Regions from separate parts of the Homo sapiens genome. Here regions 2, 3, 4 and 5 are each linked to region 1. The links are chromatin loops, found by intact Hi-C in ENCODE. Cell type or tissue: PC-3. All regions are shown on one strand. Each heading gives the region's core, and the rest is flanking DNA. Links, peaks and the distances in the headings are about the cores only.

Region 1 (6,328 bases), core at 550-5,549:
AGTAATTCAATTAAGAAAACATCAGGGAATATAACAGGTGAATTACTAAAAATAATGTAAAAATCTCCATGATATTAGGCAACTGGTATAAACTAATGTATAAAGTTTTTCACTTTTTAAAAATGTATTTACCTGTTTCCTAGTAGTAGAAGGTAGCATTATTAATTATATATTAATATTTCAGAAATAGAACAAAACAGGGAGAAATAATTTGAGCAGCAAAACAATATTTTATGAGAATAACACTTTTAAATATTTTTAGAAAGTGTTCATATTACTGATCTGGCTTTCCAAAGAGTCTATGATTCAAAAATGAACTAGATGAGTGCCTTAAAATTTATGAGACTTCTGGCTCCCCAGTAGTTAGTGTCTTGTTAAGACATCAAGAATCTAGTTTGCCTCTTCTGAGTGTAGATCACTAGGTTGTGCTACTTATCTGTTGAGTGATATTTACTGAAGGGACAGATATTGGAAATGATTTTTCTGAGAAACTTAATATTTTCATAGAAATCAAACAAATTCCATTTACCTACAGTGAAAGGTTGGCATCAACAGTGTTGGCTTCTAGTTATTACTAAAATATCCATGGAAAACAAAAGGAGAAATGGGCAAGGATGTCACAGGTGTCATTTACTTCCTCTTAATTGTACATCTACTCTACAAAGACCTTCATTAGGAATCTGTTCTCCAGGATTTATTACAAAATATTCTGCTACAGGTAGGGGAATCTCTCAATTCCTGGACTATTCATATGATAAATGAGCATGAACCTCTCTGTGACATGTCTATTATCAAAGTGAACTGTTATGTAAATCTTGCATTGCCATTTAATTTCTCATTCATGTAGTTTTATCTCTTCAACTGGATTGTAAGATTTGGGAAGGTCACAGAACATTATCCAATTTTCTATCCCACTCACGATGCTTTTCAGTCTCTAATAAGAACTCAATAGTTATTGACTTCCTATTGGGAAAAGATTCAGCCAAAAATACCAAACCTGAGCACTGCCTATCAGCTGCCAGTTCAATTCTGTGACTTGCCAATTTAATTTTGAGTGAGTATAAAGTAACTTATTATGCAAAATGAAAAACTGGGTAAATTTGAAAAGAATATTTCTTCCTCTGATGCCATCAAAATTCAAGATTTTCTTTCTCCCCAAAAGGCCCAAATAACTTGCACACTTCTACTACATTAAGATCCAAGTGTTGCAATTAAAAAACAGCATTTCAAATAAGCCCACCCTATACATATACTTTAAAATATGTTATTTCCACTTATGGTAGGTTTATATTACAAAGAATTAGCGAATTTTACAAGCAAATTATGTACTAATCAGTGTAAATATTCTGTCTTGAAATACCAACGTCCTAATTTTGAATTAACAGTCAATAAAAATTACATCCAGAAAGCAGATGGAATTTCTACTTAATTTGCTTGTATCACACTGTTAAAAAAAATAAAGGTAAAAGCACAGTATTTGGAAAAAGCTGAGTATTTTCTGTTTACTGAGGAAATAGTAGTTATTTCAAATAATTGCTAAGATTTGCTACATCTTTACTTCAAATTGGTGAATTACTTTAACAACTAAATGTTTTCTTAATAATATGGAGGAATACACAGGCAAGAAGATCCTTTAGTATACCACTATAGTATTGTGTCATTTTTTTCTAAATTATCTATTATACTATATCATGTTAGGTATTCCATCCTAACAATATTTTAAACATCTTAAACAAAGAGGAAAAAAAATATATTGTCAAATCAAAGGGAGAAATATTTAGTAGCATCTGTTTTACAGCATCAAGCATCACTTGAATATTTTCAAACCAAATAATATAATACTATCAAAGATATCAAATTGGCATAAAACATTCTGTTTAGAAAAACTGAAACATACAACTAGAACTCGATACTTAAAAAACAGAAACTTTGTACCTATTAATAGCTTTAATATTCCTTTTCCTCCCACTTTCTCTGTAACAAAAAGAACCCTAAAACAACACTTTACCTTTGAGTAGTTTCAAAATGCAAAGCAAGGGCATGGGCCTGTAGGTGTTAATCGCTGCTTAGTTGATGTGAGAAAATTCACACGATATTATACCGGGGTTTTAAAAATGAGTGTCCATATTTATTTTGATGAAATGCTAAAAAGCTTTATTTTTCATCTTTCCAGTGAATGCAATATTTCCTTATTTTTTCAATAAAAAATGCAGGGAATCAGCAACATTATTAAATAGATTGCAGTGCCCATTATATATCTCCAGCATTTGATTTGTTGGGGAAAAATTAAAGCTAACTGGCTTTGATGACACAGAAATTTAATACTCAAAATGAATGACATTTAATGTTTTTATAAGAAAAGATGCCTTTTTAAAAAATGTGTTTCAAAGGAGATATCTCTTCTACACAAATATACAAAAAAGGTACTAGAAAAATGGCAAAGCTGTGGAGGTGAGACCACAGAACTCCCATATACTTCCTTTGTTTTGTCATTGTTGATGTAGCCACTAGTCATTTAGATTTAAAGACTGGAACTCTGCTCAATAATCTTCCAGCTCCAACTTTCTCTTCCTAATGCCATACATATACTGACATCTACCTTTTATAGTAATTTTGTTATTTTCTTTTGTTCTTCTTTGCCTTCTTAAGAAATGTGATCTTAAAATTATTTTTTTCTGCAGACACAAGTTCTCAGTTCCTTTACTATTCTGGTAAAATATGAATTGAAATGATGGCCTGGACTAGAAATAATTATTTAAATTGCTTTAGTTTCAGAGAATTGAAAAAGATAAAGCATATTTTCATTTAAGGATAGTTCATTTTAAATAAGCTTCTTCAGGAATCTTAGTTACAACTTGCCTGACCAGTGTCCACTAGATGACACTGTTGTATAAGCACAATAATGAGTGGTGATCGCTTTGACAATAACTAATTTATCATATATATATATATTTAGATATTGTCAGCGTCTCTCTTTCTAGATGAAACTGGCTTAGCATTTTTAATTGGATATGGCTGATAGCTACAACTTCACATCATTTATGGTAAAGTTATCCTAAGAGGTTAAAATGCAATGTAAAAAAAGAAGCATGTATTTCACAGCATTCATACTTTTGCAAAAGAAAAATCTTTTCGAAATCTATATATTTCACAGTTAAAATAGATTTCATTATGAATTTTAAATTGTGCCATCTTAAATCGAGTGACAATGATTGTACTGACAACGTTGGTTATCAAGTAGTATTTTGTCAGTAATATATATATTTTTTTCTTTCTCTCTCCCCTTCCTGGCGTCCTCCCTCCCTTCTTGTCTTTTCAGTTCTCTCTTTCTTCTCTCCTTGATTTTGGATTGAGAGCCGTTCTAGTGCAGTGCCAAAATCAGGGGAAGAATCAATTGCCTTAAGCTAACAGACCCTGTGCCGCATTGTTGCCAAGCTGGGAAACTTTAGCCTGGAAAACTCACAGAAAAACAGACACAATCATGATGTGCCTGTACACATGGAGCCATATAAGGAAACTTTGACTACTTGGAACTGTATACTACAGATTTCTAGACATAGACATTTTGAGATAAAATCTACCACTTGGAAATATCATGTAGATTATTGAGATTTTCCTCAATAATAGTATTCCTTTGTAGGATTTCTTCCTTTCTCATTCTTCTATTAATGCTCAAAAATCACTGTTAAATTAAGCTTGTTTGCTGTTATTTCAATTTAAAAAGAACAGTGAAGTAAAAACATCCATGCTCCCTTCTATAGATTACATACACTAATCTCATGCTGTTTACCTGAAAAATCTTGAGGAGGAGCCAAGCCTAAAAGAGAATTACTCTAAGCACAAGGGGTGATTGAAATGTTTTATGGCATGTGGCATATCTCAGAGGGAAGTGACAGACATGTCACCTTATTTTTTATTTTTTAAGCCAGACATGCTAATGCTAGAGAAGTGGAGATGCCTTATACTTCAGTGAGAAGCCCACTGCACACAGGAATATCTACACCCCAGCAGAATATGCCACACACTTTTATTGCTGAGTTTTTGCTAGACAATGTTTTGTCAATACAACTCACAAACAGAACTCTCAGATCATGCCATTGTATTTATGGCAAGGTACAGAAAAGAGTAGAAAAGGGATTCGCATCCTCAAATTTGTTTTCAAAAACATGGACATCACGTTTAAACACCTGAACAGTCTCTTCATGGGCGGAAGGTGGGAATTCAGATCAGATGAACTTTGCATATACTTAGTTTCTCTTTTTTCATATCTCACAGTCTCTGCTTTCTTCTGCCTTCTTCTTCTTCTTTCCTCCTCCTCCTCCTCCTCCTTCTTCTTCTTCCTTCTCCTCCTCCTTATCTCTCTCTGTGTGTGTGTGTGTGTGTGTGTGTGCATGTGCGTGTGCTTATTTACCAAAAGGAAACTTTAACTGAAAGCTAAAATGTTGCAGATAGAAGAAATTTTATATGCCAGTTCTCTCGTTCTGGGCATACCATATAATCCAATTGAGTCTTAAATTTCCCAGTACCTAATTTTGCATAGGTTGTTATGAAGATTAAGTGAGATCATAATATCTGTGATATTTACATCAAGTTTTTGATATATAGTAGGTATGCAGGAAATACTACCTATGGAAGCTTCCTAAATTGATTGAGAGAGAGAGAGAGAGAACTTTCAAGGGAGGTGGGTGTTAGAAAAAAATTCTATCTATTCAATAGTGGCCCATGAGATGACATTGCTTCAGGCCCAGAGAGAAAGCAAAGGCATAAAGAGAGGAGTAAAAGAAAACAGAAAGTGCCATCAAGATGGGGAGAAGAGAATGTGGAAATGGTGTTACAGGAAAAACTGAGAATGAAAAAGAAATAATATTTTATTGAGTCAAAGAAATGGTAAAAGAATTACCATAATTTGAGTAAACTTTGGGTGCTAAGCACTTTCTATATATTCTCTCATTTAATTCTCACAAAACTCTTGGAAAGAAGTTTTATGAACATGTATTTTTCCTAGTGGAGGAAACTGGGGCTCAAAGAGTTCAGGTAACATGTTCAAGGTACCCTTTGCTCCTAAGTGGAAAAGGCTGTTTAAATTCCAAAGCACTTTCCAAGGCTATTAGACCATCTCCTCTCCCTGTGCTTTACAGACAGAGCAAACAGGACTCCAATTTCCATATCCCTGCAATTAAGGCCTGATAAATACCATGTTTGGAAATTTTACTTGAACACTTAGAGTGCATTTTCCTCTAGGAATAAAATATTTAATGCTAGCTAGTGTTTCAACCTAACTATCAAAGCTTATTGAATTCAAAATGTAGCTGATCTATAAATTACAAAAACTCTATTCTACAGTCCTACAAGAGAGTCTACAGAAAACAATGCCTTCTTAATCCTAAATTTGAAAGTTAAGCCTGGGCACAGTGGTTCACGCCTGTAATCTCAGCACTTTGGGAGGTTGAGACAGGCAGATCATGAGGTCAGGAGATCCAGACCATCCTGGCCAACATGGTGAAACCCTGTCTCTACTAAAAATACAAACATTAGCTGGGCATGGTGGCACGTGCCTGTAAACCCAGCTACTCCAGAGGCTGAGGCAGGAGAATCACTTGAACCCGGCAGGCAGAGCTTGCAGTGAGCTGAGACAGAGTCACAGCACTCCAGCCTGGCGACAGAGGGAGACTCCGTCTCAAAAAAAAAAAAAAAAAAAAATTAAGAAAGAAAGTTAAGGCCATGCTACTCTTTATCATAGCAGTTAGAAGCCACTTCTGTATCTTTGTCTTATGGGTAGATTTAATATATGTGAAGGTGAAAATGAAGGATAGGTTCCCCAAACTAGAGGATGTTGTAGTAGCCATTATTATGCATTGCTATCTGAGAGCTGTTTGTAAGGTGAGTGACCATGTATGTGATGGACAATCAATGCATGTTTTAGCAGATATGTAAGTGTATGTCTCTAAGTCTGAGAAGCTCACTCAAATGCACAGATACACATATATGTATATAGACCCGATAATAGCTCAGTGTCCCTCCTGAGATCTGAGATATACAAGGCTTGGCATTTGCCCCTTTTCCAGCATGCCTGAACATGCCTGAAATATGAAATATGGATCTCTTACCACTGAATTACTTTAACAAGTTTAGCAAAAGGCAATATGATTTCAGTAGTTGTTTATAGAACTGGAAGTACTCCCCACCCCCCATCTTTGGTGTCAAATTTTAGATTTTAAATGTGTGCACTAGCCCAGTTTAGAAGGCCTGGAGATGTGATGAGTATTTTCAATAAAACTCTCTCAATTTCTGAAGCTCTTATAGTGATGCTCTATTTGTTCTTTCCTCT
Region 2 (6,328 bases), core at 425-5,424, 420 kb after region 1:
TGAGCCGCACAGCGGGGTTCCCCAAGAGCCAGCGGAGCCTTCTCGGAGCTGCTTAAGACCTGACAAATCCTGGAGGAGCCAGGCGTTTTCGTGAACGGGGTCTGAGCCTCCGCCTTACCAAGGCTCCCGAGTCCCGCGGGGCCGTCTTGCTCCGGCCTCCAGCCCGGGGCGCCCTTGGCCCGACGGGCAGCCGTCCTTGCGAGGGCGTTAGGGAGTGAGCCGTGGTCTCTGGCCCAAACTCGGGAGGACAGCAGAGAGCTCGGCCAGGGCTGCGGGGAGAGCGATGACTCCCACGCCCCCGCGTCCGCACCAACCGCGCCTCGCGCTTCTGGAGCCGCAAAGCTCAGGCCCACTTAGAGAGGCAACGATTTGTCTATGGATGTCCTGTGTAACCACACCTTTGCTTTGGCTTCCTTTCCTCGATCTGAAATCCAAGGTGGTGGTTGATTTTTTCGCTCTCCTACTCTCCCAGAGGAGGCCCCGGTCCGAGCCAGCGCTGGCGGGCTGCGGCTGCTGAAACTAGAGTTCCTGTGGCCAGAATGGTGCCCCTTGCCCGCTCCAGGGCTTCAGAGAAGAGCGAGCCCGGCCCGGGGCTAGGGTGTCCGGCCTGCCCCGCGAAGGCGCGCTGGGCCTGGAGACTTTGCGCTCTTCACTTCGCCAGACGAGAGTTTAGCCCGGGGCCCGTCCGCGACACCTGGCCTCCGGCGGTTTTCGGGACCCTCTCTCAAAACTGCGCGAGCGCCGAGATCACTCTGGTATTAGCTCCCTTTAGATGAGGAAGGCATTGTATCTTTCTAAGGGGGTCTCTCAGACCTAAGTTATTTTGGTCTGCAGTGGTAGTAATGGCCTTGAATTTGTTTAAACTTACTGCCCACGACACCCTCTCCCCAAATCCCCCTACACCCACACAGTACGCTCCATCACGGCCACCACCACTCCCACTCCATTTGCATTTGAAAACCTCTGGAAACATAAGCGCTTTCAGGATGAACTCTCTCTCTCTCTCTCACTCTCTCTCTCTCTCACTGTCTCTCTCTCTCTCTCTCTCTCTCACACACACACACACACACACACACACACACACACAGCCCGCCAAGTGGAAACTGAGTTGAGTCATAGGATGCATATGAATAGGATTGGATGGTCCTTTGCTTCTGCGGATAAGAATGTTTAATAACCCAGGATTCCGGGCAATAACAGCATTACAGGGTTTCTAGAACTCTGTTCTGATCCTTTAGAAATTGTTAGAACAATAGTAATGATAGTAGGAGGAGAAGTAGGACTATGTTTTTCAAGGCACTTGCAAGCAATCTGCTACATCGTTTATGGGAGAACTTAAAAATATTCCCCTTGATTAAGACTCACAGGTCAAATATCATCTCTCTTTTCTGCATGCTAATTAAAAGCAACTCTGTTCTTAGGTATTTGACAGTCATTTGAATCAAGATACTTGAAAATTTCTGACTCAATAGCAATGTGCTTCAGTACACACAATCAAGTATAATCATATATATGTGAGATATGACTTTGAAGAGGAGATGACTTTTTTAAAAAAAAGACGCATACTCAAAGACAACTAGAAATGGCTGCTGCAGGCAACCAGTCACTGCTCTGACTACAACATATTTGTGCAATTAATAGTCTCACAACCTAGTCCAAATCCCCTCTTTACTTGGAGCAGGAGTGTTAATGAACTGTAGATGCAAAGCTCTTAATGTATAGATGTAGTGTCCTCTTGAAATTTAACAAGCTTTGAAAATGTAATAAAACAGAGATAAGTATTCAGGTTATTTTTAGTTTGTGTTGGCTTGTTGTGTTTTTAATATTGTTTAAAATATGACACAGTTATCCTCAGTTCCTATCCCATATGTCCATTCTGGAGGATCCAGAAAACATATCAGTAGTTAGGGTAACAAAAAATCCTCCAAAAAAGACCCAAGTTTTGCCAGTAAACTTTAAGTCTTTATTGAGCATTTCATAATAGCTTTAAAAAAACAAAGTGCGGTTCATGTTTCTAGCTACTTTCATACAATGTTGAAATAATACTATAATTTGACTAGGTAAGATTCTTATTGATTGCTAATTTGGTGTTAGAATTGATTATATTTCACATAATGATATCCCACTGCTCAATGAGATGAATATTTATGTAATAGGGAAATACCATTGCTGGTTTCTTTACAACTCAGTGTGAATAGCCACATCGTTGACTTCCAAAGAATAAAAGAATCTTTCCATAAACCTTCTGAAGTCGTTTCTATAAACTTGCTCCACTTTCTAATATTGTGAAAGAGTTGATGTAATTTAATTTCTATTCTGTCAATTATAAATTTATTTCATCTTGGCAAGGTGCCCTATTTGGAAAAGTTGATTGTGGGAAAGGATGATAGTATAGCAGGAATATGGAGGTTGAAATAATGTTTAATTTTATAATCAAGATAAATGGTGTAATTGACCTCATCATATCAGGAGCAGGGAGAATCTGAAATGGTTTGATTTGCACACACTTCATTGAGTCTACCAAAAGCATACTGATATCAAATTGCCCAGGGCTATATATTTATTATGAGAATTCATAATTCCAATCCTGTTACATATGTTTTTTTTTTAATTTTGCTGGATCTTATGGAATAAGGATAAGGGAAGATGAAGAAAACTATACTAAATGTGTCAAAATGCTCCTTGTATCACAACAAAGTGGATGGTTTACTCAATGCAGCTAAATTCTCAGAAGAAAAACTGAAGTCACATCTTTAAAGAGCATTTTTCTTAATGTACTACCTATCTGTAAATAAATAGTTTAAACCATAATGAAAGCAAACTTAAAAAGTTGACTCTAGTTAAATATTGGGAGAGACTGAGTAACTTGTGTACCATCAATTTCCTGAGGACTTGGCCAAATTCTGCCTGCACTTTCAGCCTAACCTGCAGGGGGCAATAGCTTGACACGAATGACAACAAAGGCTGCTGAACTATTAGACTTGAATATCTGACTATGACCCTGGAATGTTGTGTAGGTTGGAAAGAGTGCTTAATTAATGTATATTGAAACAAAAGATCAGGTAAATTGTTTGATTTGTCTTCAAGCTATATTTTTAGACTAATTTAATTCATAACTGTTAGGTTTTTTTTTCCTTAAAGAGATTATCAAAGTTTTAGGAGACACATTCATCTTTAGAATTTTCCTGAACACTAATTGTTTACTACAGAATTTATGTAATGTATGTTACCAAAGAAAAGACAGCAGAATCAAAGTGACCATAGTTTTCAGTGTTCAAATGGATGACAAAAATCAGAGGAAATATGGAATTTTGAGATATATTTAATAAAAGATAGTCACATATCTAGATAATAAACCCTATTTCAATATTTTTTAAACCTATAACTATAAATGGGTGGGGGGCAGTCATCCCATTGTTTGCAATATGTCTTCTTTCCATGTATCAAACATTATTTTTTAAAACTGGTTTAAACTTAAAATCACGATCAACAATTAGTGAGTTATCTCTTTTATTGCTATATATTTTTCTATTACAAGTGGAATAGAATTTATTGGCTATCGATAATCCACACTCTCTTTCCCTCCTTCTCGGTATTTCCACTCCCTCCCCCATCCCTATATTTCCCCATCAACTGATCTGGGAAGACTGGAAACAGACCAAAAGGGGTTTTGGCTAGAGAGAGTAATTACAGAATTAGAAAGGAAAACTCTTCTCATCTCCTCACTGCAATCATACTTAATGTTCATTATGTCAATTTTAAATGATACAAAATGCCTTCCCCAAAAGGCATCCTGGTTTTAAGAAGTCAAAAGGGTACCTGGCATTAAACAACCTTGAATCAATCCTGGTGGGATTAACTGGACTGAGTTTCTGTATACTGCACATGCTATGGATCTACTTTGATCACAGTAAGGAAAAAAATGAGAATAGATTTTTTTTTTAAAGAATTGCTGCACAGGAGTGTTCCGTTTCTTTTATATGGCAGAGTTTGATCTTGATAAAAACCTTTTAAAACATCCTTTTCCCCCCACTATGGTAAAGAGATCATATCTGTTTTTGCTTTTCTTTAAGAAAAGAAAATGGGGATTGCTTACACGGGGAAAGAAAATTTTATTCTCCAACACCCCCTCCCATTCTACTAAACCATTTTAGTCGACATATGTTTGTTATCAGAGAGAGGTGCTGTGAACACACAGCCATTTTCTTAGCAGCTTTTTGACTGTATGTTACCATAGTCCCACAAGGCATTGGTCCTTTCCCATTGGGAAGTCATGAATAAGAGACTATGAAGCTTGCACGTCAGATCTTCCTCAATTAATCCACCATTAGCATGTTTGGGATCCACTACTGGATGGTTAACAGCAGCTTTTGTAACTGTACGCCGACCATATCGAATTATGCTCTGCTAAAAATGAACTCTTTGCAGACCAACCCTCTCGGCTGTCAGTGTTTTCCGTTTTCCTATTTTAACGTTTGTGTATAGTGGCAGGCGACAGATGGTGTAGATCAGATCGATTTGATTGCATTAGATGATTTTTTCCCTTCCCCACTCCTTTCTGGAAGCTCGCATCAGCTGAAGGCTATCGCCTGGGACTCCTCGGAAGCATGAGCAAGCCGCCACCACGCGAAGGCACTGGGGCACAGCCAGCGCGAGGCGCCGAGGTCCCTTCCCAAGGCTTGTTAACACTGTAACCCGGCACTCGGAGAGAAGAAGCAGCTCACACTGCCCAGAGCCTACCTCACTGCACATCAGATGACTCCCTGGCTTCTACACACAGTTGGAGTTCCGCTTGAAACCTGGATTTAGAGGGTAAGCACTTCAATCGAGATGGATTTGTGACAGTTACTTTGCCATACAGCAAGACAAATCTCAGCAAACGTAAAGGATGTAGGATGTATGGCAGAGGCAGACTATGTTTACATCGAAAAATGTGTTTCTTTTTGTCTGAGAACGAGAGTATTATTCAGTAAAGATGTGTATACTCTTTTTCCATTGACTGTAAGAGTCGACTACCACCCTCCTCCCGATTTTTTCTCTCTCCTTGGTGTTTCCCCCTTTCTACTTGAGAGGGAAGGAGAGAGGGAGAGGGAGGGAGTCAAGGGGGAAGAGAAAGAGGGAGAAGGGGGGGAGAGAGAGAGAGAGAGAGAGAGAGGCATTTCAGCTTTAGCTTAATTGGCTTATTTCCTCAAACCCATTGCTTTGTCGCGTTTCTTTATGTATTTTTGGTTGCAAATTGCGAAGCGATTAACTGGGATGGGTGTTGGAGTATGGGGGATAGCATAGGAAAGTACTGGGAACCGTCAATCAGTCGCGGTGGCCTTGAGAGATCAAAAGGTGCTGAAAGCCCCCTGCCCGCAAAACACACCTCTAGTTATTGGGGCGCGAGAGAAATGTAGATTCTAATAAACATGGCTTGCAGGAGTCGATGAACAAAGGTACTTAATGCGGACCTAAGCCTCCGCTGATATTGTTCCGCTAGCAGTATCTAAATATTCAAAAGCGAAGTGTAAGTTGATCAACAAACGCCCTGATGGTATTGGGCTTTTTCCCTTTTTTGTTTTTGTGTGGAGGGTGGAGAAGGGGGGGAGGGTGGATGGGTGGGGGAAATCCGACAGCTTAAGGAGGCTTGAATTGAATATGCACCCAGCGGCAGTGGTCTCGTAGGAAATGGTGTTCTCGTAAGTCAGGCTGCCCCGCTCAAGCACGAGAGAGCTTTGGTTAGAGCTCAGAGCGTCAGTTCTGCTGCGAGTGCTGCCGGCAGTCGGCCCGGGTTGAGCTGTCCATTCGTCCAGGTGCTGAAGCTGGTGGAACATTGGGTAGGTAGGGAAAAGGCTGGCACTGCTACTTGGGTAGAAAGAAAGCATATCAACTGCGTTGTTCTAGTTTCTTAAAGCGTGCGAGTCTGTGGGTCAGTGTGTGTATATATTTTATTTTAATTGTGAGGAAGCAAAACTGAAGGAGACTACTTGGAAAGCATTGAAAAGCTGTGTGGGTATTTATGCTGTGATTCTGATGCCCTGTGTATTGGGGTGTGTGTGTGTGTGTGTGTGTGTGTGTGTGTGTGTGCCTCCCTTGACCATCCTTTTGAGTTTATAACGTTCCATTTACTAAATCCAAGCCTATCTGTATAGTGTGTTTCTTGTTTTCCTTTTAATATTAGTTGAGATTTAAATAGAAGAGTGCAGAAGCAAATGTACACTTTGCTCATAGACTATTGCATTACTTTCCCTAAGGGCTTTTGTTTCTAGGAGTTCAAGCTGAAGAGAACCTGTCAGCTTTCTGAATTTTTTTTTTGTCTAGCACCAGAGAAAAGCTCCACTTTATA
Region 3 (6,328 bases), core at 386-5,385, 140 kb after region 1:
GAATATTTTATATAATTAAGTATACATGAAGACACTTTTAAAAATTATAAGGCATTACATGCAAGTTATAGTTCAGGAAAAAGATGAAAAAAGAGAGAGAGAAATGAACATTTCCCATTATTTCATATAGTTCTTATAACAGCCCTCAATAATAACGCTATTTTACACTTAAGGAAATACATATAAATGTTTAAGAAAAATTTTCTCACTAATATCCTAAAGTTGTTTAATACACTTCTCTATGATGCCAAGATTAAATAAATCACTAAGGTATGAAACTTGGGCAGAATATTCTTTAATGAAGATACTCCTTACTGACTTTAGATTGATGTTGTCCCAATCAAGGAAAAACTGCATTCAGCAGCTGCACTTCCTCAGTTGTAGGAGAATACTCATAATACTCAGAACCTATGCAACATGACAGGATAAATCTTAGTTGTTAAAACCATGATCAGATTCAGACACAATTGGGTTCAAATCCTCTTCCTGCCATTTACTGAGTGTGTGACCTAAGGCAATTTACTTAATGTCTCAGAGCCCCATTTGCTTCATCAATTGAAGGAATTTGTCAGAGGCTGTTGTGTAGATGAAGTGACAGATGCAAGTTAAGTGCTCAGCATAGGTCTGGCAGGTTGTAAGCCATCTCGGAATGTTATCATTTGTCCTGTCATTTGTCCTGTTTTTATTACATAACCCCTATGAGCCCCTTTACCATTTACGGGAAGTTGAAATTCCAGGAGAGTTAAAATACCCCTTTATACGGGTGTTTTATGCTTATGGAGTTTTATCCCTTTCTCTTAGGTGTTATCCCCTTTGCTCCACTTCCACTCATATACCATGCCTTTCTCTTTGCTCTCTCTAATCAGGCTTTCTGCTTAGCACTGGGGGAAATAGTGATGAAGAAGGCAAAGTGCCTGCCCCGATGACTGCAAAGTTTAGTGTGTCAGAGCAGAAGACATCAGTGACTAACTGACACAAAAGTGCTATGGGGGCCCAGAGAAGGAACAAAGAAAGATAATTACCTTAGCTGGGGTGGGTGAGGGACAGTTTGACATAGGAAGCAAAGCACAGTGTGTACCTGTGGTTGCAGGTGAGGATAATTACCTTAGCTGCGGTGGGTGAGGGACAGTTTGGCATAGGAAGCAAAGCACAGCCTGTACCTGTGGTTGCAGGTGAGGCTAGTGAGACACCTCGAGGGCAAAGGATGGAGGCATAATAAACATCGAGAATCTGGACTTCCCCCTGAAAGAAATGAGGCCTTAAAGATGTGGGGAGGGAGAGGATGTGAGGGAAAGGGAAGAGTAGAAGACAACTCTCAAGAGGGAGGCTAGAGTCGCAGAGGAGAGGGGTGCCAGGCTTGATCTAGAGGTACACATGGAGGAGCAGATTTAGGGAAAGAAAACGACTTCAGTTTGGAGCACACTTGTTTAGAGGTTTGTAAGGATGTTGAATGGTTCTTTTTTTCCACCTAAAAATGAAATTTGAGATGTGGACCTGTTTATTAGCTTCCCAGGGCTGCCATAATAAAGGACCTCAAACCAGGTGGCTTAAAACAAGTTTATTTTCTCACAGTTTTAGAGGCTAGAAGCCCAACAACAATGTGTTGGCAGGGCCATATTCCCTTTGGCTCTAGAGAAGAATCCTGCCTTACCTTTTCCTAATTTTTCGTAGTTGTCATAAATCCTAGGTGTTCCTGGGCTGGTAGATGGGTCACTCCATTCTCTGCCTCTAACTTCACCTGACTTTCTCCTCCCCTATATCTTTATGTCTGAATTTATCCTGCAAAGACTCTATTTTCAAATGAGATCACATTCACAGCTTCCAGTGAATATGAATTTTGAGTGAACACTATTCCACCCAGCACAACCCCTAACAAGGGTAAAAGAGAGGTGGCATCCCATTTACGAGGGTGTTATCAGTAGTTGATGGGCTTTAGGGAAGCCTGCCATTGATCCAAGGAAACCATGCACACCACCTGGGCAAGACCATCACTTGGTGAAGGCCACCAGAAGCACAGAGAACAGAATGAGCAAGAGTCTGCCCAGTAGCTTAAACAAAAAAATCTCATCCTCCTGTGTCCACCCTCCCTGCCCAGACCTGGTAGTGCTTAGGAAAAGAGGTGTCCCAGGGATCTACATAAACCCCTGGAAGTGAGAGGGCTGGCCAAAGCCACTCTCCCCACTTAAAAACAATGAAGAAGAGAGTTTGAATTAAATATGGAATTAAGGTTGTAAACTAGACTGGACTACATTTTAATAATTGACAGTGGCTGAAAAGCTCTGGAATCTTCCCGGATGTTATGAGATTCAACATAGTAAGGTTGGATATTACTAAGGCAGTTATCGGAAAACAAAATTCATATCTATACCTTAATATATGGATAGAGGGCCCTTTGATCATCTGATGACAGGCATTTGTGAGATGTCTAATTAGGCTGAGATGTCACAATGAAGGTGTAGCCAAAGGTGTTAACAGAACTCGTGAGAATAGAGGAAGATACCGCAATAAGGTGATCTAATCCAGCGTGTCTGCTAGGCAGGACAACACCTAAATGTACTCACAGAGAGAATTTCACACCAAATGAAAATAAGAAAAGTTCTCATGTTCTGGAAGCCAAAGCAAGCCCCAGAGGACTTGTACTACACTGACCTCCTTCTCTAGCTCTGCCTTTTCCTTGTCTTTTTACCATCTGCAAAGGAATTTAAGTTTTACACAATAATATTCTTTTTTTCCTCAAAGCATTTTCTTTCTCCAATCAGGTCACGATAGTTTCTGGCACAGATCGTTCATCCTTTTAAAAATACCCAGTGCCACTTTTCAAATAGCTAACCACACCCTGCTGCCAGTCAACCACATTCCCTGAAGATGCCCACTATATGCAGAGCAGGATATTAAAAGCCAAACAAGCAAACTGAAAAATGAAAAAGGAATATTAGAGTTGATCAACATGAGGAAACTTTATTAGCCACAATTTCAATCCCCTCTGATCTGAATAGGTATTCCAAACATATTGTGTGAACTGGGGTTCACCATAAGGTACATTTTTTAAAGTCTGCTTTTCCAGTATTATCATACCAGCTGGAGTTACTTATTTCATTCCAGCTCAGTGGGAATCTACAGGCTGCATAAAAATACATTAAGGAATATTTATAAGATGGCAAACAGGACCAAATGTATCGGAAAGAATAATATTGTGCATTGCTCATTACAAACATGATTATTTTGTGTATGTAACGGATGTGTTGTTAAAGCACAGTGGGTTGTTTGAAGTTTACAAGTTTGTTATGGATTGATTTATTCATGAAATGCTTTGTTTCTATGACAACTTTATTGGTTTGCCTGTGGTCTAAATACATATAGGCATGGCAGGAATTCCACGGTACAAAACAAATTACACAGTCACCCCTGAATCACTTGCTGCCTTTAGGGAGTGTAGCAAAAGGATTTCCAACCAGGGCAGACATCACCATTCCCAGAGCCAGCATTAGAGAGATCACATAATAAAGGAGAAAAAGGCTTTTTAAAAAGAACAACTTAAAAGTCTCCAACAGCCTCCAAGTCTGTTATAGAAGGAAAGATTGAAATGAGCAACGAAATGCCCAACATAAGATAAGAGAAATACAATCTACCCACAATGCATGAGGGTTTTATTTAAGAAAAACACTGATCAAAGGCCCATATTTCCTGCTATAAATAATACCCCTTGAAGAATACCATTAATATTCACAACAGTTGTGTAACTACAAAAGAAACTGAGAATTGTTGTTTAGAGAAAATAATAGTGGATTTTGGAAGATAAAAGGAAAAGGTGGAAAAGAAAAAAAGACAGAAAAAAAGATATTTACTGTGGACCAAAGATCATTATTCAGTGAAACTTAAGTCAGGGAAATCATGCCTAAGGGGACCTAGACCTTGTGAAAGCTAGAAAAAAGAAAGTGGAATCCAAATTATATTCCTCATATTACCCCTGAAATGCATCCCCATGTATGCATGGGAGGAAAAATTAAAATGAGAAGGATTATTTAGAATAAAATTATTGCTCTTCATAAATTTAAAGAATCTCATGCTACATCATGAAAGTAGCCTTAAATATGGGGGCACAGTGATGATTTCAGTGAAAAACACATATGAAGCAAGATATATTTTCCCCAAATCTCTGTTACATGTTTTTGTAAAATCTCCTTCAATTTTTCTGCTCTTCTTTTTGTTTTCATGAACTTTTGTTGTGTGTTGATAAATGTCAAAGATCGATTATGTGGTATATGATGACATACAAAACTTAGAATTTCAGTTCCTCTTTCAATTCCCACTAAAGGGCTGGATTAGACAGCCATGCGTCCATCATGGTACCCAGCCATCACACCATGGCAGATTAAGTCAGAGGTGAACATCTGACCTAGGAAAATCAATCCATTCCCTTGCCAACAACTAATTCATTTCTTTCAGTAAATTGCATATTTAGAAAATAGTAGAGGAGAGGAGTACAAAATGAAAGGTCACGTCAAGTGAGGTTTGGAGCAGCCATTGTCAGCCATGACGCACCAACGTCATTCTCTAGAGAAAGGTAGAAACAATGAAGCAGAGGGACCCAAAGAAGATCAATCGCATCGGCCACTAAAGAGGTGAGGTGAAATGGAGCAGGTAGACGTCTCAGTCCCTGGGGGCTCTAGCTCCCAAGAGACGTGGTTATAACTTATTTCTCTGAGGATATCATACCTTAACAACAAATTGTTCATTTGAGCTAACTTGAGGAAATTTCCACTGCAACTAAAGAGCCTTTATTAAACTGTATAATCAGAGCTTGTCATTTCTAACCATGGTTAATTCATCTTTTCAACTGAAATTTGCTACTTAAGGAAAGCTATATCAACTATTGATATGGCGTAGGTACAGAGTTCTGGTAACTAACTGAAAAAAAAAAAAAACTGAAGCATACCCTAGATATTATCAGTCCATTGCTTGGATAAAACTAGCCTAATTTCTTGGTGGTCCAGTTGGTCTAAGCACCAATCAGCAGTAAAATTTCAGGCCAATATTGGTGGCAAGCAACTCTGCAGCAACAAAGCAATGTTGTATATATCTTATATACTACACAGGACATAATTGTCTTTATTTGCTGCATTTGATAGTGTCCAGTTCGATAAATTTGGAATATGGAACACCCTAGAAAGCATCTCTTCCTTAAAAAAATTAAAATTAAAACAAGTGCACAGTTGTATAGTTTACAAAAACTGCCCTTGTGTTAGTGAATCAAGACTATATTCACATACAATAGTTGAATGTTTCATATTTTGACTTTAGGCTTCAGGGTGTTTACTGTGATACTGTGAAGAACTTGCATAGCACCGTCCTACGAGGCGGCCACTGCCATGCAGTATTAGGAAACTGGCCCTTACATACTGTCATGTTTCTGTTGAATTCAAGCCTCTCCCAAATTTGAAAAGAAATCAGTAAACATGTTAATAACTATATCCCACCAAAGTCAGTTTCACAATTTGACTCAGAAACACAGAAAAAGAATGAGTAGACTTTCAAGTGCACTGAAAACTAAGTTTTTCTTGGGAAAATTTAGGTGCTATGGTTACTTAGTTATTCATACATCCTTTTAATAAAGGTTGTTTGAGGTCCTTTGATGTACAATACTGGGTCCCTCCTTGGAGACTACCCACCATCAGATAAGCCAGATAATTCACAAGTAAATAAAGCAATAGGATACTGACAGATGATGACAAATGCTGTGTAGGAAACCAGTGTGGGGCTGAGAAAGGTATAAATAGAGAGGAGGAGGAGATAAATGACTTTAGATAGAATAATTAGGAAGTGATTTTTAAGCTTAGCCCCAAAGAGCAAGAAGAATTTAGCCATGGGGTAAGAAAGTGGAAAGGGGCAGAAACTTTCTAAAATGGAAGGGAACAGTAAAAGGAGGTCTTGAGACAAGAAGGAGCTTGGTATGTTTAAAAACTAATAATGATAATAAAATTCACAGCTAACACTGTTCTAAGTGCTTTACTTCTGTTTGGTAACTTAACTGAGAGAGGACCAGTGTGGCTCCACATGGAAAGTTCTTAGTATTTATTGAATGAATAGATTTTTAAAATAACTGCCTACGTCCTTTAAAATGCTAATTACTTATCCATGTGATGCAAAAAGTAAGATGGGAAAGGGCACTGACATGTGAATATTGAAAAAGATACTCAGATGACACTGATTTGCACACCTGCTATTTAAGTAAATACTGCAGTTCTAAGTCACAAGTATATTTTCAAGGTGCAGCTCCTGGAATATATATATTTTTACTCCATGGTTACGAAAAGGAAATCTGTCCTGA
Region 4 (6,328 bases), core at 377-5,376, 140 kb after region 1:
TCGCTGGTCCACAGTCATGCCGCACGTCAGTGGCAGAGGCCAAGTGAAATCCTGATTCTTCCCAGGGCTCTTGCTCTTCACCAGTGGTTCCCAGTGTTTCCAAGCATGAGGGTTCTTTCTTGATGTTAAAACTTTTGAAAAGAGATTTCTGGTTAAAAATGATAGCTAAAGGACATTTGTTTATCCCATTTCCCTAACAAAATTCCTGTAAAAAATCTAAAGATATGAATCCATATTATCTCCAGAAAAGAAAGAAGCCATCAATGGATAAGAAAATTTTACCAAATTCTGGAAAACAGTGGTTTAAAAAATGACTGCTGATGCATCAAGGACAAAAAAAAATCATAGACTATAACTGAGTGCTTTATTTTTTTTATTAGTAGCCCTATCAATAAGAATATTTTAAATACACCCTTTCTTGTATATATATACACATATGAACATATATGTATATCTACAAAATGTGTATTTTTAAATTACTTGGCTTTCTAAGCAATAAAATACATTGTTTTCTTTATCAGTTAGACTGGAGTGCAGTGGCACAGTCATAGCTCACTGTAACTGCTAATTCCTGAGCTCAAGCAATATTCCCGCCTCAGGCTCCTAAGTAGCTGGAACTACAGGCATGTGCCACCATGCCTGGTTAATTTTTAAATTTTTTTCTAGAGACAGTGTCTCACTATGTTGCCCAAGCTAGTCTCAAACTCCTGGCCCCAAGCCATCCTCCTGCCTCAGCCTCACAAAGCTCTGGGAATACAAGCATGAGTCACCATGCCCAGCCCCTTGTTTTGACAAAAAATAAAAAGTACATCAAAAGAAAAAGGCAGCATTTTAAAACCGAGCAATCACGTATAATGGAAATTACATTTTTACTTTAGAGTGACTAAGTGCCCAAAAAAGTAGTTTAAATTCGGGAATGTTTTTAAACAAATTTCTAATTTATCAATCAATTAGTATCTGCATACATATGAAACATAGTACATATATATGAAGTGTCATTTTTTCAGTATATAAGTACTGTTTGATATCTATCTGGATGATCAGACCCCTTGAAGTCACGGTGTTTGGGGAACTACCACTACAGACTATTCTTTCCATCTGCTAGGGAGTTTAATGACTAACAGGTTGAATCCAGTTAAGATTAGAAAATAACGGAACAGCAAGATTCTTCTTGTCAAAACATGATACCTGAACAAACGAAGACATTATTTCTTTGTGGGACTCATTGCCAATAGAAGATTTACTTACTCTACAGCAGATTTGAGCATTTGAAAAAGAAGGAAGAAGGGAAGGAGTCATGAGGCAGAAAGTTTATTTACCTATGGAAAGAGAAGTAGAGTTGAATAACAAATCAATGCATTTGAACATTGCAAAAGCCTCCTTAAAATCATACTTAAGCGATTGGGCTCAACTGATACCAACTCAGGCCTGATTCCTTTTCCTAAATAATTCAAATAATTGATTTTTTAACTTTTATTTATGTATATTTTCATAATTTTAGTTATTTAGGTAATTTCAGAATAACATTGCCTTCAGTCTCCATTTTCTTCTCAGAAACAATGGCAGACCTGTTCCACTAATGAGTACATCATAGGCAGCATTCCCATTTTCTCCAGACACTTTCAGTCAGTCCCAACCTTTTCTACACCCTGTGTGTAAGGGACATTTATCCAGAACCTCCAGCAGCAGTACTGGCTTCACTGAAATTACACTTTGCAATTATTGTATTTTCACTATTTTGTAATGACATTAAGTTTATCTTGATAGCTTTCAGAACTTGAAAGTCTTAATTCAAATAAAATGACTAAAATGGCTTGATTCTATATTCAAGCCAAAATTAAGACTTCTTTTCCCAAAAACAGAAAATCCCTCTAATACAGAGAAATTTGTATTCCTTTCCTCTGGAGCAACTCAGAGTTACTATTATCTTAACTTCTTTAAAAGCACATTTCTGTCTCTCATTCACTTTCTCTTTCTCTTTATTTTCTCTTTTTGTTTGTATGTCTCTGTCACTCTCTCCTCTCTTACTGTCTTAATTTTGTATCCCTCAAAATTTCAAGATGAGGTATGAGGTTCTATGATCATGATGGAACTTTGAATAACATTTTTGTGACAGTCGTGATTATACCTATCTTAACCAATAGTCTTGTAATGAGCAGATAGATTTCTATGTAAGTATAATTCATAAATAAAGAAAATAGGTACACTCAATCTCTCTTTATTAGACTTAAAGAATAAGTTGCTTATAGTCAGACCAATAGATTAAGAAAAATCATTTTAAGGAACAACTCAGTGAGCTAAATTAAAGCAGCATAGACTTCTTAGAAAAAGGTATGATTTCAGCAAAAATTTTATCCTTGTACATGACACTTGTCAACAAAAATGAAGATGAGTAGTATTGAACACAAGCCATTGTGAACATAGCAATAAGTATTATACTACTAATAATCATGCGACTTTTCTGCAAAATGTTGGAAACACGTTACTTTCATTTATGATCAGTCAAGTCAGTAACAGACAAGTCTGTTACAGGGATTTTGCCTGATACCATTGTGGGGGCTAAACACTTTCCGTAAGGCTGCTGTCTTTGTGTCTGCTGCTTGGGCATGAAGTCCAGAGGGCAGACAGTGAAAAAGAGAACATGATGTAATACAAGGATATTAAGAAAGAGCTGGAACCCACAGGCATGAACTGAAACTCCTCAGAACAGAGCAAAACCACATTTATTGGCTTTGGTGGTATGGGTGACCTGCAGAAGCAAAGGCCCTTCATCATGGTGCTATAGAATTGGTCCAAAAGTTGGAGAAGCTGAAGGAAAGTTTAGAGGAAAGTTGAACAGTTGCAGGCTCAGCTGCTGCCTCATTCCAAGGTGGTGAATCAGCAGATAAGCGACAAGGCGTGTGAACCACAAAATAGCTGAGACTTCCTTCCTGCCTTCCAAATCTTGCAAGAATTTCTCCGTGGCCCACCCTCACCAGAAATGTAATTCAGCCTAGCCAAAGTGGCATGTTACAAAGCCACCACAGTTTGTATATGGGTCATTCTTGGAATTACCGTTTTCTTTACCCCTACTTCCAATCAAATACATTTCTATCAAGTCTACCTCCAAAGCATGTTTTGAATTCATCTTTTCTTTTCCATCTCTACTTCTACTTTCTAGCAAAAGCCTCCATTTTCCCCCATCTGGACTCTGCATTGTTTAATCTTTCTGTCTTCATTCACTCTTGCAGGTCTCCAACCATTCTCATAAAAGCAATTATGCCTCTGCCCTCTTCAAGGTCTATCAAATCTCATTTCCTATAAAATCAAATCCAAATTTCATGACAACACAATGCCCAACATGATCTCACCCCAGCCTCATCTCAGGACACTCCCTCTCCAGTCACACTGGTTTCCTCTTGCTTCATTCCTGAAACCCTGTAAGCACATTTCTGCTTCAGGCCTTGGCACATATAGTTTGCTCTATCTGGAATCATATTTCCTCAGATTTCTATTATGCTAGCTGCCTTTAATCATTTGGAAATGCCACATTCTCAGAAAAGTATTCTCTGAACACACAATTAAAATGGGTGTCCCCCTCCAATTCTCCAAGTGTTTTTTCTCAAAGCACCATGCTTTTTCATTCATAACATTATCATAGTTCAGAAATATATAATTATTTGTATCCATTTTTAAAATACCTGTTCCTGCCTTCCCCCACTAGATTATACATTTTTATAAGGCCGGGGCAATAACTTTTCTGTCTACCACTACATACCTAGAGACTAACTCAGTACTTGGCATCAAGTAGTCAATAATGTATGTGGAATGCATGATTGAATGTGGCATTTCTGGATTGCATGAATTTATACCAAATAATCAGCTTAATTTCAGAAGCAAGAAAAAACAGAGAAGAGATATATTTACAGTTGTAATAGGAACAGCAGGGATTATTTCAGAGACTTATGGCATATCCAGTAAATTATTATGTTATATTAAACTGATTTTTTTTTTTAAATCATGTGGAAACAGAGAAACTACTTAGGATATGACGTTAAATTAAAAACCAGGGTAAAATATATTTAACATGATTACAACCAGTTTGTAAAAAGATAGATGGGAAAGCAAGGGAAAGGAAATGCATTGATATGTTAGTATTGCTTTACTGAGATTGCAAGATTATGATTGTCTCTTGCCCCTGTTTTTTAAATTTTCTGTGACAAGGCAAAAATGGAAATCCCTGACTTTTTTCATATTGAAAGACTATTTTTTTAAAAGCTGTTGTCAGTTCACAGTAAAATTGAGAGGAAGGCTCAGAGAGTTTCCATGTACCCTTTGCCCCCACATATGCATAGCCTACTCTATTATCAACATCTCCTGTGCATTTGTTATAATTGATAAAATTATATTGACACATCAGAATGACCCAAGTCAAAAGTTTGTATTAGCAAACATTTGTTATAATTGATAAAATTATATTGACACATCAGAATCACCCAGGTCAAAAGTTTGTATTAGTGTTTGCTTTTGGTGTCCATTCTATGGCTTTGAGCAAATGTATAATAACATGTATCCATCATTACAGTATCATACAGATGCTGTATTTTCACTGCCCTGAAAATCTTCTGTGCTCTGCTGATTCACACCGTCCCCCCACCCCCCACTGCCTCCCTCCTGGCAACCACTGATCTTTTTACTGTATTCATAGTTTTGCCTTTTCCAGAATGTCACATAGTTGGATTATATAGTATGAAGCTCTTTTTGGTTGGCTTCTTTCACTAATAATATGCATTTAAGGTCTTCCATGTCTTTTCATGGCCTAATAGATATTATTTCTTTTTAGCACTGAGTAATGCTCCATTGTCTGGATGTACCACAGTTAATTTATCCATTTATATACTGCAAGACATCTTGCTTCTTCCAAGTTTTGGCAATTATGAACATAGCTCTTAAAACAATAAAGTGCAGGTTTTGTGTGGACATTAGTTTTAAACTTTTTGGGTAAATACCAAACAGCTGATCATATGGTAAGAGTATCTTCAGTTTTATAAGAAACAACCAAATTGTCTTCCCAAGTGTCTGTACTACTTTGCATTCCCACCATTAATGAATGAGAGTTCCTGTTGCTCTACATCACCAGCATTTGGTGTTGTCAGTCTTCCAAATTTGGGGGATTCTAAGAGGTATTTAATAGTATCTTACTATTGCTTTAATTTGCATTTCCCTAATGACATATGATGTGGAACATATTTTCATATGGTTATTTGCCATCTGTATATCTTCTTTGGTGAGGTATCTGTTAAAGTCTTTGGCTTACTTTCACATTGGGTTGTTTGTTTTTTATTGTTGAGCTTTATGAAATCTTTGTGTTTTTGAATAACAGTCCTTTATTAGAAGCACCTTATGTAATTACAGTGACATACAACATAATGATGTTTCAGTCAATGACAGACTGCATATAAAACAGTCGTCCCATAAAGTTATAATGGAGTGGAAAAATATCTATTGTCCAGTGACATTATGGTCATCAATAGTGCAATGCATTATATCATAATGCAATGCATTACTCATATGCTGGTGTAAACAAACCTACTTCTAGTCATATAAAAGTATATATAGCACATACCACTTCTCTCATTGACTTACAATTTTACTGTACATTTTTATGTTTAGATTCATTTAGATACATAAATACTTACCATTGTGTTACAGTTGCCTACGGTGCAGTAACTTCTGTACAGGTTTGTAGCACAGAGGCAATAGTCTATAATATACAGGCTAAGTATGTGGTAAGCTGTATCATTAGGTTCATGTAAGTACACTCTATGATGTGGGCACAACAACGTAATCACCTAACGACACATTTCTCAGAATGTTTCCCCATTGTCAAGTGATACCTGACTGTATTATCTTCCAACCTGTGGCTTGACTTCTCATTCTCTTGACATCTTTCATAGAGCAGAAGCTTTTAATTTTAATGAAATCCATCTTATTAATTCTTCCTTTCATGGATTATACCTTTGGTATTGTTTCTAAAAAGTCATCACCATATCCATGTTCATCTAGGTTTTCTCCTCTGTTGTCTTCTAGGTGTGTTATAGTTTTACATTGTATATTTAGGTCTATGATCGATTTTGATTTAATTTTTGTGAAAGATGTAAGGTCTGTGGCCAGATTCTCTCTTTTTTCTTTTTCTATTTCTTTCTTTGTTTCTTTTTTCGTTTTTTGTTTGTTTGTTTGTTTGGTTTTGGTTTTTCATCCAGCAGCATTTGTGGAAAAGACTGTCTTTGCTCCATTGTATTGCCTTTGCTTCTTTGTCAAAGATAAGTTGACAATATTTATGATGGTC
Region 5 (6,328 bases), core at 780-5,779, 650 kb after region 1:
CTATAGCACAGTAAGGTGACTATAGTCAACAGTAATATATTGTATACTTTAAAATAACGTGAGAAAATTTGGAGTGTTGTCACAGGAGATGGAGACTATCCTGGCTAACACGGTGAAACCCCGTCTCTACTAAATATGCAAAAAATTAGCCGGGTATGGTGGCGGGGGCCTGTAGTCCCAGCTATTTTGGAGGCTGAGGCAGGAGAATGGCATGAACCGGGGAGGTGGAGCTTGAAGTCAGCAGAGATCACGCCACTGCCCTTCAGCCTGGGTGACAGAGTGAGACTCCGTCTCAAAAAAAACAAAAAACAAAAAACAAAACAAACAAACAAAAAAAGACAAGTGTTTGAGGTAATAGATATGCTAATTACCTTGATTTGATCATTACACAATCTAATATGTATTGAAACATCACACTGTATCCAATAAATATGTGCAACTATTATGTGCCAATTAAAAACAAACTTATTTTAAAAAACTTATGCAAATGGGGACAATCACAAAATTAAAAGACATCAATGTACTATATTGCCATATGTATGACAGATTTTAAAAATTGGGAACTCAGTAGATAATTGGCAAACTATGATTAAGTAACCCTTGGAAATATTCAACTCTAATGGCAAACAAAAAGTGTAAATTTCACAAAAAATACACCAATCTCTTGCTTATTGCTGCTAATGCAGTTTGGTGGGAAGTTTTTGAGTGCTAGAGATGGAATAGCGAGACAGCCATTCTCACAGATGGCTAGAGATGGAATGGTGAGACAGCCATTCTCACATTCTCAGAGGATTGAAAATTACTGCTGCATTTAAGGAAAGGATTGTGTCACTAAGTATTAAGAGACTTAAAACAAACATACTTTTTTTTGTATTAATTTACCTTCTAGGAATATATTATGCAGAAGCCATAGAAATTATGCATAATATGAATGTGATACTCAAATTATGGAATATAACCCTGAACAAATTTTACAGGAACTAATTGTCTACCATTAAGACAATAGACAAGGCAATTATATGTATATAACATAAATATATATAAATGTATATATTACATATAAATATATATTATTTATATATTCATATTTAGAATTTTACAATATTTATAAATTTATAAAGTATATAAAATCTGTGTATATATACAGATATATAATATATTTATATTTACAGATATATACACAGATTTACATATATTTAAAATAAATCTGTGTGTGTGTATATATATATAGAGAGAGAGAGAGAAACAAAATTGCTTGTAGAATATTATCTCAACTGAATATAAAAAATGCAGAGAAAAAATAGGAATGAAATGTGGCTATTACATCTGGCTGGTTGGCGTAAAGATAATTTTTTGAGGCGTATGCTTTTCCATTCTATATTTTCTGTAATGGGAATATATTATGAATAATTAGAAAAACAGTGAAGGAAAAATGGAGAAAACTAAAAATATGAAATAAATACTGGAATCAATAGTAAGAATCAGATTTGAGACTCCAACTGTAATTTTAGGTAAATTAATTATTTTACTCTTACTTTTTTGTAAAATGGGATTTAAAATCTCCTAGGATTTATATGAGGAACTAGGATATAGAGGAGAGAATGCTTTGTAATTTATGAAAATTAATAAAAATAAGATATAAAATATAATGTTTGTATACATTTTTCCTTTTAATGTTGTATGTGCTTACAAGAATTACATGTGTAATGTATAAATAATGGAATTCAATGGAGAAGTTCACTGCAGTCTTAGCATATAGAATACTAGAAGCTGTATATCTTGTCCAACTTCTACATAGTCTATTGTAGTGCCATGGGTGTGGAAATCTTATACAGCATTTCTGAAAATGATAATCAAAGAAAAAGCATTTTAAGGACAGGAAAAAAGTGCATCATCTCTAGGTCAAATCTCTGGTTTATAGTATGATAATGAATTTAGAGGTAAAATTCTCAACTTCTTTTCATCATATTCTTTCTTTATCTTGGTTGATTCAACTCTGTAATCATGCCAAAGGGATTTGATTTCTTTACTATCATATTCTGTACCTATTTTAGCCCCTGTGATAAATCCTGAACAGTAAAGGGAAGGATGGGGCCACTTTTAACATTGTGTTGTATTTTTTTTTTTTTTTTTTTGAGGTGGAGTTTCAGTCTTGTTGTCCAGGCTGGAGTGCATTGTTGCGGTCTCGGCTCACTGCAACTTCCGCCTCCCAGGTTGAAGAGATTCTCCTGCCTCAGCCTCCCAAGTAGCTGGGATTACAGGCATGTGCCACCATGCCTGGCTAATTTGTGTATTTTTATTAGAGATGGGGCTTCACCATGTTGGTAAGGCTGCTCTCGAACTCCTGACCTCAGGTGATCTGCCCTCCTCGGCCTCCAATGTGTTGTCTTTTTGTCCCTTTTCAGTCTCACAGGCAGTAGAGGGCTATGGGTAATAGATATATGCAATTGGAAGGTACTTGAATTGAATAACTTGAGAAAAGGTGACGTCAGATTCTGAAAAAGAAGAGGTACATATAGAATATACTCATTAATAAAAAAAATAAAAATACTATTGGGAGTTTTTTACAGTGTATTTCTTAATACACATAAAATATAGATTGTTAATAGATTTATGAGTATATCTCTATGGCAAGAATACAAATTATTTTTGGAGTGCCAACATTGCCATTAGGCATTGTTTTATTTGCAGAGCGAAGTCTATTCAGTGAGATCTGTTATATTTACATTAGTACTATAAAGATGAACTACCAGTACAGAATGTCTCTGAAATGTATTCTTTTTCGCTTGGCTTTATCACGTGTTAAGAATTTTGTCACTAGATGGTGATGTTGAGTTGCACAGTTTATCTGTGCTGGCTTTTTTACTGGTGTGTGTATACTATTTGTAGGTGCATCATAAACAGCCATTTATACAGAGTTAAATATAAAAGTATAGCCATGTAAACTTGGAAAGTAGCTTTTAAGAGGTCTAACATTTCTAAATATTATTTGAGTCAAAAGGTTAAAATTGCTTTAATGTCATTGTTTCTTTACCTTCAACTCAAGGACTTTTAGAGGTGGAAGCAATATAAATAGCAATCTAACTTTTTATTGAAAGGCTGAGGTCCGAAAAGAGATACCAAGACATTTAAAAGAGGTAGTTTTTCAGCTTTTCAGGTATGTCCCGTCTGTGTGTATTAGCCTAATGTATGTCTTTAATTTCACTCCTCTGTTAGTATTCAGTAGTACTGGTGTTGACTACCATCTGACCTAAGGGTTGTGTTACTACTGGAACCTAGGTATTATTTTAGCTGTTTATGATTTGGGTTATGTTAATATTGCATCTGTTGCTAAATATAATGGTTGAATTACACTGATACTTTAACTGATACTTCTACATGAACCATGACTCCGAGGAAGCTGTGATTAGTAAACCATGAACCGAGTAATTTTGTTCCTCTGAATAAGATTTAAAGATAATAATATGGCCATTATTCTACTTTATCTTATTCTTAGAGATTTGTGTGTGTGCATGTGTATGCATATTTCTATATGTGGTATGTATTATATAGATATTACATGTGTGTATATGTATGGATATATTTCTCTATAAAATCTCCTCTTTGCAGTCAAGGAAAACTTGCACTGTGACAGCATTTGGAGTTTGGACTTCCCTTGCCTTTCAGGTGTATTCATTAGGATTACAAAGATTTAAGGAAATTTTATGGAATTCTTTTAAAATAGTTAAAAATGGAAGAGTGGAAGGACAAGGCATGCTAAGTATTTGAGATTAGCAAATTGATTAAGTAGTTTACAAAGTAAATATAAAGCTATGAGGGAAAAATCAAAGTGGCATTGAAGAAGAATATAAAATAAATAAAATGAGAAAGTATTAACAAAATACTTCCAGTGAAATTAGCAGGTTGTTTAATAGTATGGAAAGTAAATAATTTTTTAAACATTCTGAAAATGTTATGTAATGATGGAAGTAGTAATACATGATTTAACGTTTGTAACTTTTTTTTAATTTTCAAAGTGTTGAAAAACAAATTCCTTTATAATCAGAAATGCCCATGTATAAGGGTATATTTTAACTACTTGAAAAGTTTGAGCAGTGAGATTGGATTCAGAAGCAATGTTTCAACTCTTTTCTATTTTAATCATTTCTAAAATTCTATCTTAATTATGTTTTTCCAAGTTTTCTATCACTAAATAGATCAGCAGGAACCTCCTGAAAGCCCTACTCCCCAAATCAGCAGAGAAGAGTATTCTCTTGTCTTCTATGCACAGAGAACATGTTATCTTTATCATTTCTATTACAGAAAAACACATATTTCACCATGTCCAGAGCAGGTTCTTTGATTTGGTTTATGCCACCTAACACATGAGGAAGTCAATCAGGATGAGTACTTTCAGATTTTTTTGAAATCAAAAGACAAAAGTGCATGATTACTTTACATAATCATGCACCTGCCCTAATAAATATCATTGAAATACAGGTCAGAAAATATATGTAATTAGTCTTATGTAATTTTTGTAATGTATGTGATTAATTTCGTGTACCTTGAGTAATATGAATGTATGTATATGTCTTTATACACCTATATACACAGGCACACACATGGATACACACATTTGGTAATTTATATAATTAGTTTCATGTACATTTTGTAATATGAATGTGTGTATATGTCTTTATACACATATATACACATGCACACACACGGATACACACATTTGGTATTATCTGTTTGCCATGTAAATTAGGAATATTACTTCCATTCATTCACTTTAGGAGTGAGTGAAAGCAAGATTTGACACTCAGTTTCCAATCTCACTGCTCAAATGGCCCAAATATAATTTAATTGGGGAAATAGAAGAAAACAATTATATTAGCTGTTACCAGTGTTTAGTAAAATCAACCATATGGTCGGCAACAATGCTTCTGGATTATTTATGGATTTGTTATTAACTGTCATTTATAAATACAGAATTCTTTCAATTTAGAATCTTTTCCTTCACTTTAAACTTGAATTAGAATTCAAAGGTGAGAAATATTGATTACATAATTATCAAGTACAAATCTGGTGAAACAGTAGAAAAAATGAAATCAGTTAATAGGCTAACACAATTAATTGTTATTAATTATTTATTTATGAAATACATTATAATACTCATTAATCTAAGCATTGGTTTGTTCCACCTGGTGCCTAGTAGGTACTAGGTGACATTTGTTCAAACATAGTATTTGCAGAAAATATCAAATTAATATTGCAAGTGATAGTTTGATATTTTTGGAAAGATAAAACCAGAAAAGAAATATGTACCATTGATATACAGAATGTATCTGTTTGAAACAACAGCATTGGCAACAGCAACATGAGTAAGAAGCTCTGAGCCAAGCAAGGTCAGGAAAAAACTGCATTTTCCCCTTAGTATCAAAAGATTGTATATTAAGGACTAGGAAAGAAGGGATGCAGCTTTTGTTTTGCTACCAAAGAAAAGTGCAGAGCTAAGTCGTTACTCTAGAATGCTTATCATTTTAGATACAGACTTTGAATGAGCAGCTAATAGCTAAAATTATTTAGGAGATAAAAATTGGTACTGTGAGGATTAGCTTTAATTTTAAGTATCCATAATTGAAGTGCCACATTATGATTTTAATGTTATGATAATCTTGTTAACAAGCTGTTGTGTATATACTATCATATTTTAATGTAGTTGCAAAGCTTAAGTAAACCTTAAAGTAAATTGCTTTTTGAATCAGGCTTTTACAAGTGGAAAATTAGTGGTTTACATGTTTTGAATAAGTATTTTGTAATTATATTTGTCATTTTCTACAACTAAAGAAGACTAATAGAATAGATTTACAGATAATATTGTTTATAAGCACGTTGGCATTTTTTATTACTCGTTCTAATTATTTGGTATATATGTCACAATATACTATAATAAAATAGCTGGCCCTATGTTTTTTTGTAAGTCATCTCTTCTGGAAGATAGACATTGACATTTAGTTATAATATTTCTCATTTCTCATATATCAGCTTGTTCCATTTAGAAGATAATTAATACAATTTCTTATCCAGCATTTCTACAGGTTATTATGATGTGTACTAAATACCTTCCATTGAAGGTATTTGTGTTTATTTTATTTTGGGGAAAAAAGTCTCCCATTCTGACAAGTTGTTTTTAAAAAATGTGTTGCCTCTTTTGAAAATCGAGTAGAAGTAAGGAAACATTTTATTGTAAAAGGCCAGATAGCATGTATTTTTAGCTTTCTGGGCTACATAATTTCTGTCACAACTATTCAATTGTGCTGATGTTGTACAAAGGCATCTGTAGACC

The links. Peaks named below come from ENCODE experiments on the same cell type or tissue, not always from the same donor. Only the 100,000 strongest peaks of a DNase experiment are listed, where the experiment ranks them.
Region 2: a loop joins it to region 1, with 10 times the contacts of the local background. A loop is called at or near these places in 26 of 110 quality-filtered maps.
Region 3: it touches region 1 in a loop (7-fold over the local background); 8 of 110 quality-filtered maps call a loop at or near these places.
Region 4: it touches region 1 in a loop (5-fold over the local background); 8 of 110 quality-filtered maps call a loop at or near these places.
Region 5: a loop joins it to region 1, with 5 times the contacts of the local background. A loop is called at or near these places in 10 of 110 quality-filtered maps.

The regions. Positions count from the first base shown.
Region 1 is chr1:98,464,865-98,471,192 of GRCh38, reverse strand. No RefSeq gene overlaps it. Among named protein-coding and RNA genes, the nearest start is that of SNX7-DT, 190 kb to the left of the region's middle. In PC-3, for the core only: a CTCF peak has its summit at 2,838 (motif pointing right); a DNase peak (open chromatin) is centred at 2,882; H3K27ac peaks cover 800 bases.
Region 2 is chr1:98,047,862-98,054,189 of GRCh38, reverse strand. It overlaps MIR137HG (MIR137 host gene), which reads left to right and starts at 4,497. Exons shown (of 5, transcript NR_046105.1): 1 at 4,497-4,812. In PC-3, for the core only: a CTCF peak has its summit at 2,932 (motif pointing right); DNase peaks (open chromatin) are centred at 1,109 and 2,919; H3K4me3 peaks cover 167 bases; H3K27ac peaks cover 842 bases.
Region 3 is chr1:98,328,407-98,334,734 of GRCh38, reverse strand. No RefSeq gene overlaps it. Among named protein-coding and RNA genes, the nearest start is that of LINC01776, 120 kb to the right of the region's middle. In PC-3, for the core only: no CTCF peak of the experiment used is centred there; a DNase peak (open chromatin) is centred at 3,374; H3K4me3 peaks cover 546 bases; H3K27ac peaks cover 3,977 bases.
Region 4 is chr1:98,320,612-98,326,939 of GRCh38, reverse strand. No RefSeq gene overlaps it. Among named protein-coding and RNA genes, the nearest start is that of LINC01776, 110 kb to the right of the region's middle. RefSeq lists an enhancer at 2,261-3,460. In PC-3, for the core only: no CTCF peak of the experiment used is centred there; DNase peaks (open chromatin) are centred at 709, 2,819, 3,379 and 3,809; H3K4me3 peaks cover 1,431 bases; H3K27ac peaks cover 4,881 bases.
Region 5 is chr1:97,817,139-97,823,466 of GRCh38, reverse strand. The region is part of intron 3 of DPYD (dihydropyrimidine dehydrogenase); the gene reads left to right. Among named protein-coding and RNA genes, the nearest start is that of DPYD-AS2, 23 kb to the right of the region's middle. In PC-3, for the core only: a CTCF peak has its summit at 2,830 (motif pointing right); a DNase peak (open chromatin) is centred at 2,826.